Linked DNA regions of Homo sapiens: all the other regions are linked to region 1. Evidence: chromatin contacts called from ENCODE Hi-C or POLR2A ChIA-PET data. All regions are on one chromosome and are shown on one strand. Each heading gives the region's core, a stretch centred on a gene start or an enhancer-like site at or near the end of the contact. The rest is flanking DNA. Distances are from core to core; before and after follow the strand shown.

The links. A loop is a pair of places that touch in the nucleus more often than their neighbours do. ChIA-PET counts read pairs that join two places held with the same protein, here RNA polymerase II (POLR2A). Pooled maps may share reads with other maps.
Region 2: POLR2A ChIA-PET joins it to region 1 with 15 read pairs in AG04450. The contact joins the enhancer-like site here to the promoter of PATL1-DT in region 1. POLR2A ChIA-PET finds 5 or more read pairs at or near these places in 2 of 52 experiments (AG04450 and WTC11).
Region 3: a pooled map shows a loop between it and region 1 (31-fold over the local background). The contact joins the promoter of VPS37C here to the promoter of PATL1-DT in region 1. A Hi-C loop is called at or near these places in 1 of 37 single-sample maps with no recorded cell type and 8 of 50 pooled maps. POLR2A ChIA-PET finds 5 or more read pairs at or near these places in 1 of 52 experiments (Caco-2).
Region 4: a loop to region 1 is called in a pooled map, with 10 times the contacts of the local background. The contact joins the promoter of TMEM138 here to the promoter of PATL1-DT in region 1. A Hi-C loop is called at or near these places in 5 of 50 pooled maps. POLR2A ChIA-PET finds 5 or more read pairs at or near these places in 2 of 52 experiments (OCI-LY7 and activated T-cell).

What each region holds. Positions count from the first base shown.
Region 1 is chr11:59,667,931-59,670,630 of GRCh38, reverse strand. It overlaps PATL1-DT (PATL1 divergent transcript), which reads right to left and starts at 1,321. Exons shown (of 4, transcript NR_187296.1): 1 at 1,089-1,321. It overlaps PATL1 (PAT1 homolog 1, processing body mRNA decay factor), which reads left to right and starts at 1,594. Exons shown (of 19, transcript NM_152716.3): 1 at 1,594-1,750. The coding sequence starts at 1,736. RefSeq lists enhancers at 1,045-1,334, 1,261-1,555 and a silencer at 1,515-1,864.
Region 2 is chr11:58,333,585-58,336,284 of GRCh38, reverse strand. No RefSeq gene overlaps it. Among named protein-coding and RNA genes, the nearest start is that of OR5B17, 24 kb to the left of the region's middle. Within about 2 kb of position 1,429, at least 3 of the 41 ENCODE cell types and tissues checked have a DNase peak (open chromatin) inside an H3K27ac peak, as active enhancers do.
Region 3 is chr11:61,160,096-61,162,795 of GRCh38, reverse strand. VPS37C (VPS37C subunit of ESCRT-I) reads left to right here and starts at 1,370. Exons shown (of 5, transcript NM_017966.5): 1 at 1,370-1,405. RefSeq lists enhancers at 781-920, 931-980, 721-1,313, 1,314-1,907 and a silencer at 971-1,730.
Region 4 is chr11:61,360,963-61,363,662 of GRCh38, reverse strand. It overlaps TMEM138 (transmembrane protein 138), which reads right to left and starts at 1,289. Exons shown (of 5, transcript NM_016464.5): 1 at 1,243-1,289. It overlaps CYB561A3 (cytochrome b561 family member A3), which reads left to right and starts at 1,781. Exons shown (of 7, transcript NM_153611.6): 1 at 1,781-1,930. RefSeq lists enhancers at 1,271-1,760, 1,171-1,892, 2,011-2,230.

The DNA of each region.
Region 1 (2,700 bases), core at 72-2,571:
CTTGACCTTGTGATCCGCCCACCTCGGCCTCCCAAAGTGCTGGGATTACAGGCGTGAGCCACCGCGCCTGGCCTGTTACTTAGTATTTGATGTTTTATAATGTTCCATGCATGCTTGAAAACCAATAAATCATCTTGTCCCGACGCTCCACTTCTTTAAAGTTCAGGCCTGGCCCATGTCAACATTTGCTTTTGTTATTCTGGCACAGTGATTAAGACACTCGGTTTTTAATAATCAGACAAATCTCAGCTGCTAGCTTTACCACTTGCCATTGGGTGGTTGGAGGCAAACAATGTCGCTAATCCTCAGGTTCCTCAACTGTAAACTGAGAAAATAACAGTACCTACCTCATGGGGGGCACATAAGGAAGGATTCAATGAGATAATCCATTTTATAAAGCGCCTAGCAGAGTCCCAGGCAGCCTTCAATCGTTAGTAGTGTTACCATCATGAGGCAGGTGTAATTATACCCATTTTACAAGAAACTAAGGCTCAGAGAGGTTTAGGTAAGTTGCCCAAAGTTTCCTAGCCAGTGGCAAAGCACAAGCTCCCACCCAGAACTTTTCTTCACAAATTCAGCGTTTCCGATACTCAAACTGATCCAGACACACTAACATTTAGGGGATTTACTGTATGCCATTCCGAGACGAGGCTGCATTTTAAGACGCCCAGGGAAGAAACGGATTGCGAAACCCAAAAGAATTCATTCTTTGTGCTGCAAGTTTTGTCTGAAAGGAAAGGGGCAAGAAGGGCATGGAGCGTGCTAGAGGTAACAAACCACCCAACAGAATTCTGGAACCAGGGGGCCGAAGCTTCTAAGCTGGACACATTCCTCTGTGGGTTCGATCCTCTAAGGAAGTGGAGTCACCCAGCGGCGCACCACGGCCCGAAGACCCTGCTGCTGCGTGGCCAGCGGCCCACGGCCGTGCGGCCCTTCGAGGCTCTGCAGCTCCTCGCGCCTAATGAGCCTGGCGCTTAAAAATACCACCCTAGTTAAACCTCCCGGAACCTGTCTTCAGCATTTCAAAAAAAAAAAAAAAAAAAACGGGCGCCGTCATCACTTTGAGCCACATAAATCACAGCCCTGACCTGCTGTGGATTCAGCAGGCGACGAGCCGCTGAAAGTGGCGACGAAGTCCGCCCCTTTCGAAGACCAGCAACTTTCCATTCTTTTTTCCCTGCGCAAGGCGCAGATTGCAACGGGGAGACCCCCGAGCAGCCTGAGGAGTGAGTCGGACGTTGGAAAAACTGCCCGGGAATCTCATCTTTCCCAGCCCAGGCTAAGCGCAGGATTCTTCAAAGCTATATCCTGTGACAATCACAAGGGTTTTCTCCGCCCCACGGGTGACGGAGAACTCGTGACCGGCCCCTGAGCTCCAAGCCGAGCGCCTAGAGGGCGCGGAGAAAGAGGGGGCGGAGCTACAAGCCCAGATCACCAGGCAGCCGAAGACGGGCAGCGCGTGCGCAGTCTCTCGCCACGGGACCTCCTTCCCGCCGCTGAGACTAGGAAGCGGGACGCCAAATCTGTCCCTGCGCAGCCGCCGCCGCCGGGCGCCGAGCGGGGTGGCCGCCCTGCCTGAGGCGCGCCTGCGCACGTCCCCACGCACGCTCCGGCGTACGGCGGCGGCCAGGGGTCGCGAGCCGGTGGAGGACCCGCGCGCGGAGGAGCCGGGGAGTCAGCGCTTCTTCCCTCCCTCCCCCTCTCCCCTCCCCGCTCCCTGCCCCCCTCCCCAAGAATGTTCCGCTACGAGGTGAGCTGTTGCGACCGGAAGTGACCCCTCCCTCCCTCCCGCGCCCCTCTCCCTCACTCTCTCTCCGCGCGCCGGTCCTGTGTTCCTGCGGGGCAGGGGGCGGGCTGGGGGAGTCGCAGGACTTAGCTGGACGCGACTGGTCTGGGGTCGCGGGTCTAATCCTAGGGCTGGGAGCTGGCTTCATGGGTCGAGACAGTCCCATTAGTTGCCGCTGGGGAAAGTTGGCCTCCGTTTTGGGGTGGGGAGGGCCCGTTAAGTGCTGTAACCAGACCACACCCCCGCCCCCACCCCTAGAGGAGCCACGGAGGGTAGAGCACTGCATCTCCCCGGGTGCTTTTCTTAAGTAGGTGTCACCCGGGAATTCCCAGAGCCGCGTTTCCCGCCCTGGACCCGGAACCACCCCCCACCCACCTCCACTCGAATTACACTGACACACATCCCATTCACACAGGCTACCTTCAGGTGAAGGGGGCCTGGGCTTGCCGTTGGATTAGGGCCCCAGCCCGTTTACTAAAGAGGGCTCCGAGTTGGGAGGGGGGCGTGTCCTGCAGAAGTTCCTTCTGGGCTAGTGCTGGGAGACGCGGGTTTGGAGAAGGTGCCGGGAATGTAGCAATAGCAGCAGACAGTACTGACCCTGTCACCAACTCACTGTGTGACCTTGAGTGACTCCTAATCTCTGGACGTAAACTTTCTGAATTTGTAGCATGAAAGAACTGATGTAAATGATCCTTAAGAATTTTTAATTTAAAAAAGCAGCGATTTGGTAAAGTAGATATTTGTGATTTGGAAGGGAGTACTGCTGGAAGTTGCCTCTGATAAGGAGGCAGTGGCATGCCTATTGGCATGAGTTTGGAAGGGCTCTGGGGTAAGAAGAACGCCCTTTGACCTAATCTTTCCATTGTAAACAGGGTAGCTAAGAGGTAGCCAGGCAAGGTGTATCACAAACGTAC
Region 2 (2,700 bases), core at 180-2,679, 1.3 Mb after region 1:
CCCCCATAATAAGTAATCACGTTATTCACTTTTTAATAACAGTGATTAACACAGAAACTGTTATAAAGTCAGAATTCAGTTCTCCTTAAATGTATTAGGTCAAAGAGATTCAAGCTATGCCTTCTGTGTTAGAGCTGGGAAAACTTTATATTTTAATTCTGAGCACATGGTAGAACATATTTATTATAAAGTGATCACAAGTTCTAAAGCTTTGCATATGTGCAAATCTATCTAGGAGGAGAATGAGTACTTAGTCTGAAGCAAACATTACACTAAGTATTCTATATAATCTATTTTATTTTATTCATCTATTATAAAGGGAGAAAAATATTATTTTTTCAATTGTACAGATGAGGAAAGTAATACATAGAAAAGTTAATTAATGTGACACAGAATTTTGGAAAGATGGTTAAGATTGTGCACTTTAGATGGAGTCTAATCTCATTTAAGAGTTGGAAACAAATGAAACAAAAATAGCAATGTGAAATATGAAAAGAAAACCAATAAGATAACATAAAAAATATACATTCACAACAGTTTTATACAATTTTTGATTGAGGGGATAAATATTAAACTAGACAAAGTTAAATTGAGAAATATAGTTCAAAATACAGTTCAGAGAGCAAAGAGATAGAAAATACAAAAAAGAATTTAAGTCAGGATGTAGAGATGCCAGCAAGATGGCAGAGTAGAAATGCCCAACTTTGTCTTCCACAGAAACACCAATTTGCCATGATGTGTGGATCAAAATAACTTTACGGGAAGTGCAGAATCTAGTTAAATAGTTGCAGTACCCCCAGACAAGTACAAAACTAAGAACAGTCACATTGAAACATGTAAAAAGAGCAATTTCACTTTACCATATCAGCTCTTTTTTCAAGTTGTCACAGCTCGGCACCAACTGAGAGATTGCCTCAGTCTAAAATTTTCTCTCGGAGGGAGAAGAAAGTGGGGCATATATTCAATCTTCTAGTCTTTCAGCATGCTGCCAAAGCCAGTTTGTAAAGACTGGGAAAGGGGACTTTTTATTCAAACACAGACACCAAGGCAAAGCTACAAGAAACACAAAGAATCAGGAAACCATGACACAATCAAAGGAATGAAATACATGTCCAGTAATGAAATGTAATATAAGGTTATTCTTTGTTGCCTCAGTGGCTCTAAAGTAGTTGCATTCTCTCTGCTTGTTTTAAACTTTTACCTAGTCATTGTCCACTACCAAGCACTCATCTCTCAACATATGTGGCCAGGCAATAAGTCATATGATGACCTTTCCATTTGATGTCTTCCTTTCCCTGTTTTGACCTAGTTACATTTAAATTAACCAACAAAAATACTGCCTTCATGCTATGGCTGCACCACCTATGACTACCCCCAATAAAAATGCTCACCCATGAGTCATCTCCTCTGTCTGTTTTCCTGACAACCAAGCTCAACCCACAGCTTTTGGTGAATTATGTGACCCTCTGGTAATACTGTGCCTCTTCTTTAAGACCTGTGAGTATAATAAAATTTTAAGTTTTTATGTTTCTCTCAGTGCTTTTGATCTGTGTAGAAGTGATCCTTGAAGGACCCCAACAAGGGTGCTTAGCCCTGTTTACACAATACTGACCCTAATGTAATGGAGATCTATAACTTTCTTGTCAAAAAAGATAATGATCTTAGAGGAGCTAAGTGAATTAGAACACAGATGATAAAAGAAAATCAGGGAAATGATACAGGAACAAAATAAGAATATAACAAAAAGTAATGATAAAAAGGAAACACATAGAAATTCTAAACCTGAAGAAAAAAATAACTGAACTGAAAAATTTATTAGAGGGATTAAACAGAAGACTTCATCAAGCAGAGGAAAGAATCATTAAACTTATAGACGACTCACTTGAAATTATACAGTCAGAGAAAAAAACAAGGAATAAAAAAGTGAAGGAAGCCTAAGGGAATTAGGATGCAAAATCAATTGAAACGATATACATGTTATGGGAGTTTCAAGGACTCAACAGATAGAGAAAAGAGCAAAAGATTTATTTAAATATATCATGGCCCCAAATTCCCAAATCTGGGGGAAAAAATGAATATCCACATTTATGAAGCCCAAAGGACCTCAAACAGGATTACCCAAAGACACATTATAATCAAATTGTCAAAAGCCAAGGACAAAGAGAGAATTTTGAAAGCAGCAAGACAAAAGTAATTAGTGAAGTACAAGTGAGCCTCCATTAGACTACCAATGGATTTTTCAGAAGAAATGTTGCAGGTCAGAGGAAGGGGATAAAATCTCCAAAGTGCTAAAAGAAATAGAAACTACCAATTAAGAATACGATACCTAGAAAAACTGTCTTTCAGAAATGAAGAACAGCTAAAGACCTTTCCAGAATGCCAAAGGGGAGAGAGTTCATCATCACAAGACCAGTCTAATAAGAAATGCTAAAGGAGGTACTTCAAACTAAAATGAAAAGACATGGTGGGGCGTGGTGGCTTACCCCTGTAATCCCAGCACTTTGGGAGGCCAAGGAGTGTGGATCATCTGAGGTCGGGAATTCAAGCCCAGCCTGGCCAACATGGTGAAACCCTGTCTCTATTAAAAATACAAAAAATTAGCTGGGCGTGGTGGCAGGTGCCTGTAATCCCAGCTACTCGGGAGGCTGAGGCAGGAGAATCGCTTGAACCTGGGAGGTGGAGGTTGCAGGGAGCTGAGAT
Region 3 (2,700 bases), core at 121-2,620, 1.5 Mb before region 1:
AAGTTATGTAACCTGAGCGTGCCCAGAAGAACCAAGCATGCAACCACAGGCGCAACCTAAATGCTCAGACCAAAGAACCGGAACAGAATTAAGAAGTAGATACATGGTATAAGCCATGATCTAATCAGATTGAGCCATGGCATCATCCCATGGCAAGATCCAGTCAGATCATTGCTTATTGCAAGATTCAATCAGATCACTGCTCATTACCCTCTGCCTATAACACCTGTCACAGCCCCTGGCTTGGGGAGACAGATTTGAGCATGTCTCCTTCCCAGTTGACTTGCAACAAATCTTTCCCTCTACAAAAACCTGATACTTCGGTGTTTGGCTTTCTGAGGGCAAAGGGATCCAGTTTGGTTCCCTACCAATGACAGATTGACATTTGCCTTATTGGAACAAGGTTTGAACAGGTGGCTGCCTGTGATTGGCTGAAACTCTGTGATTGGTATGAGTAGGATCCAGTTCACTATGTACGGAGAAACCTTTAGGACAAACTTAAGATACGCCAGGAGACAACTTTAGGCTAAACTGGACACTTCTCCCCTTTTGGTCAACCTCTTGATTTTGAGAGGTTGGAAACTTTAGACATTGACATCAGTTACCATTGTAAATAGACTTATTTGGTCTCAAATTCCCCTGGGAAATAGCAGAGCAGTGGGTTTCATAGGTGGGAAAGGGAACAGAATAGAAAAAAAAAAAAAAACACCTGATTAGTTAACATCAGGTCACTTCAGATTCCTTTTTTTAAGGGTTAGAGCAGAGGGGGCTTCCTTATTATGCTGGACTCTCCTGTTTCCAGGGGGGAAGGGAGGAGATGGGGAATACTGGTAATTCTGTAGAATGAATGGGTGGGGGAAAGAGATTAACTAGTAAATGGAAATGAGTGTGTGGTGGCCTTGGGGCTCCTCAGTCTGAGCTCAGCCCATCTGGGGCTCCTCCTAGGTTCTGGGCTTCCATCTGCTTCCCCCTCCTTTTGGGTCCCTCTGAGAAGCCTCCCAAGATCGAGCTGTGTACAGAGCGAGTCCTCGCTGGCCACTCGGAAGGCGGCGGACGTCCGCGCCGGCGCACTAGCCCAGAGCGGCCTGGTCTCCGCCCAGTGGGCGGGGCCTCTTACCGGGGGCGGGGCCGAGGCGTGCGGCGAGCGCTGGAGGGGTCTCGTGGGCGCTCCCGTGGTTGTGGCCCGGGCGGCCGCGAGCGTGTGTGTGTGGCACGATGTCGTGGTAACTCAGAGGCGCGCGAGGCGGGGCGGCCAACGGGGTCGCGGGGCGAGCACGCGCGCCACTGGGGCGCCGGACGTTGCAAGGGGGTCACATCCGGTAGGGGGCGGGCCTGGCGGACCCCGGAAGTGTGGGCGCGGCTGCGGTTTAACCCGCGGTGGCGGCGGCGACGGCGGCCCTGGCAGGTGAGCGGAGACTGGGGAGGGTCCCGGCTCTGCCGCAGGCGGGCGGGGCAGAGGACGACGGTGGGGGCGGCGCCGGCCGTGGCTCCCGGAGCGCCCCCGCCTGCCCGCCTCATCCTGGCAGAGGCCGGTGATTGGGCACGAGGGGCGCGTGACTCTCGCCGGGGGCCGGCGCCCCTGCCCCTCGCGGTGGGAGGGAGGGAGGGAGAGCGCGAGGCGCCGCCCCGGCTCCCCGGCGGGTCGCACCTCCAGTTCCGCCCCACCACTCACCGCCACCCTCCTTTCTGCGTCTCTGCAGGCCCTCGTCCCATATGTGAGCATCTTGCGGTCACAATTCTGATGACATTAGAGCCAATTAGCCCATTGTATAGATGGGGAAGCTGAGGCCTAAGAGTAGGGTCCGACTTGCCAGAGGGCACGCGGGAGACGAGTGGCAGAGGGGAGGTTGGAGGGACTTTGCTCTGTGACTTACTGGCTTGTGCCCTTTCTCCAGGGCATTGAGAGATGGGAGTTTCAGCTTTGGCTTTGTTCAGGACTCAGACTTGGACCTCCCAGCATCACTGAACATTTCTTACCCCGGGACCCTCTGGGCGCAAAGGGCACTGATGTATACATACCCATTATATGCCTGGTTCCTCTTCATTTCCTCCTCAGCCGATGAGGCGATTTCCCACTTTACGGATGGGAGAAGGAGTTAACTGGAGGTGTTTTGTGAGTTACTGGCAGAGTGGACTCTACAACCTGGGGTTTTAGTCGCTGAGCTGAGGCAGTGCTTTCCCAGCTACACCTTGTCTGGGCTCACTTACCCTGGGAATGTCAGTCTTCAGCTCCAGAAACTTCCCACTCATTTCCCTTCGCTCCAGCGGTACCTCAGTTCTCTTGCTGCCTAAGGCCTTTTCCACCCTCTTTATTGGCTCCAGGAGTCCCATTTCCTACTAATGCACCAAGATGCTGCCACCAGACTCTCAGTTCTGTGACTTTTGGCCTTAGAGCTGGAGGTGGTGGTGACCGAGGAACTGGGGAAAGAAAGACTCTTACTTTGTTGTCCAAAGCTGCAACCCTGCAGACACCTGAACTCTGTAGTTCCGGGTGGGATCGGGGACTGTTGCAATGAAAATACTGGACGCTAAACTGAGTCTTTGTTCTTTGCGGTCATAGTGCCCAGAAAAGCCTTTTACCTAGATTATCTTGGAAATGTGGTTCCGTGCCTTTGTAATTTCCATTAAGTAGAACATTTTCATTGTAGACTTTCTGAGCAGTTTCTGGCCGCTGTTTTGCAGGTAGCAATAGCTGTGATT
Region 4 (2,700 bases), core at 40-2,539, 1.7 Mb before region 1:
TGTGAAGTGCCCTAGGCAGAAAAAGCAGAGAGGAAACAGGGGTCTCCTGGAAAGCTTTATCTTTAGGGTTATGGTTGCAACACAGTGGCAGTTGTTTCTTTTCATCTATTCCAAGACCCACAAGTTGCTCTGGGGGTGTCCTATGACCCGCTGCTGTGCCAAATCTATAAAGAAATTTCAAAATGCTCTGGAGTGTTAGCGATTAAATTAGCATCGGTAAAATGTTTTGCAATTTATAAGCTCTTTTCATATTTCTAACCTTACGTAATCCTACAACCATCTTGAGAAGTAGCCATTACAATGTATATTATCCCCATTTTACACAGAGGCTCCGGAAGGTTAAGGCACCTCCTCCACCTCAGCTGGTGAAGTCCCACCTTATTGGACATATGTTCGCGGTTTCCTCATTCATTAAATTTTAGAGAGAGAGAGAGTGTCTCGCTCTGTCGCCAGGCTGGAGTGCAGTGGCATGATCTTGGCTCACTGCAACCTCCGCCTCTCGGGTTCAAGCGATTCTCCTGCCTCAGCCTCCCAAGTAGCTGGGACTACAGGTGCGTGCCACCACGCCTGGCTAATTTTTTGTATTTTTAGTAGAGACGGGGTTTCACCATGTTAGCCAGGATGGTCTCGATCTCCTGACCTCGTGATCCTCCCGCCTCGGCCTCCCAAAGTGCTGGGATTACAGGCGTGAGCCACTGCGCCCGGCCGCATTAAATAACACTGATAGCTACTACCTAGGTACTCACACCACGATAAACTTGTCAACCAAGATCGTTTCCTTTAATCCTCCCTACAAGTCTGCAAGGTGGGAATTATTCCTATTCTACAGGAAAGGACACAGAAGTCAGAGCTCAAGGCATTCCTCCAGGTCTCAAGTCAGCAGAACCCGGCTTCATAACTGTGACGCCAAACCCGTGCTCTTAACCACTACTCATAGGCCACCATCCAGGGCTGTTTTGAGGATCCGTTATGCAGAAACGCCCATGCCTGTCTCTACGTACGACGATCCCCTCCAGTTTAGGGCAGTGGAGACTCACAAGCTCATGAAGCTCTTTAATTCGTCCACCGCTACCTGCCGCCTTCCCTTTGTACCTAGGGCAGTATTCCTCACGCTTCCCAATCCACTTAAAAACGAGGCTTCCTTGGCAAACAACAACAAAGCATAAAACCCAAGCCCAAAACAACAGCACCAAAAATTCTGACTTCTGGTCACTTAACCCACTCCTCGTCAATCACTCTCACCTCCAAACTCCAACGTCGGTTGTCATGCGGACATCGTCCCGGCTTCCGGAAGCCGGCTTTAAATTCCGGAAGTAAATGGAGGAGGCGGGCCCCGTCTGCGCCGTGCGGCCTGCTAGTCCCCGGCTTTCTCTTCCCGCTCTATGGCCAGTCTGGCCGCCATGTTGGAGCTTTCGCTGTTCGGGGCCCGGCCTGCTCCGGGCCCTCCCAGCGTCGCCGCTAGCTGACTTAGGGCTCCCGCCCACACTGCGCACGGCCTTGCTGAGGGCCGGCTCGTAGTGGGAGGCTTCGCGTTCACCTGAACATTTCCGCCTCCTCTGGATGGGGGATGAGAGGCGGGGCTGATGCATCGCAGCAGTCCTGGACCCTGACTTCGGACTTGGAGAAGAAACGCCGAGGAGGAACGGGAGTTAGGGGGTTAGCAGCTTGGCGCGCTGGGAGCCGGCCACCCCTGGTCTCCGGACTTCACTTCCCAGGAGGCCTCGCGCGCGACTGGAAGTGCTGCGAGCCTATAAGAAGGCGAGGCGGCACCCGCCGCTCTGCTCTGGGGCGGCATTGCCAGCCGGCTGTAGGCATTCAGGGCAGTGTCTTCTGCATCTCCTAGGAACCTCGGGAGCGGCAGCTCCGGCGCCTGGTAGCGAGAGGCGGGTTCCGGAGATCCCGGCCTCACTTCGTCCCACTGTGGTTAGGGGTGAGAAGGATCCCGGGGCTGGGAGTTCAGGGACCTGGGTTCGAATGCTGGTTCCGCTGCTATCTCGCTTCGCACTGTCGCGATCCCCTTGCTCGGCCTCAATTTTCTCTTTTAGAAAGTGGGCACCTTTCTCCGCGCTCTTCCTTCCAACGCGGTGGTTATAAAGGCACGAAAGCTCTTCAGAGGACGCAGAAAGCACCTGGAGCTCCTCACCCCAATTTTCACCCATTGTTAGCTGGCACGAGCACCCAGCAGAGGAGTCAGGGATCACCCCTCGGGTGCCTGGAACGGTTCTTTGGACACCTGAGCCGGACCTAGGCACAGCCTGAAGTCGGGGTCTATAATTATTCCGGTGCTAAGGGGTAACTTGTTCACCTACCTCCTTGGCAGGAATATTGAGCCCTTCACTCCTCATGTTCCGACTTTAACAGAAGCTACCTTTGAGAATAAGGAATCCTCAGAGCTGAGAGGGAGTGGACCCGAATTCCTGTACCAGCTCGGCCACTTACCTTGGCTAAGTCATTTTCTTGTTTTGGGCCCCAGTGTCACAGTGTTTTTGATTTGTAAGATGAGGGTTTAGGGCTTGTATCCTAAATCTGGTCCTCAAGATTCTTGAAGTCCCCCAGTCCATCGGGGAGGGAGAGCAACAAACTGATTTTCTACCCCTTCATTTATTTGTAGTTCTAAATTATAAAAGTAACACTGCAAGAGTTTGGAGTAGAGCCTTTTTCTTTTTCTTTCTTTTTTTTTTTTCTGAGACAGAGTCTCAC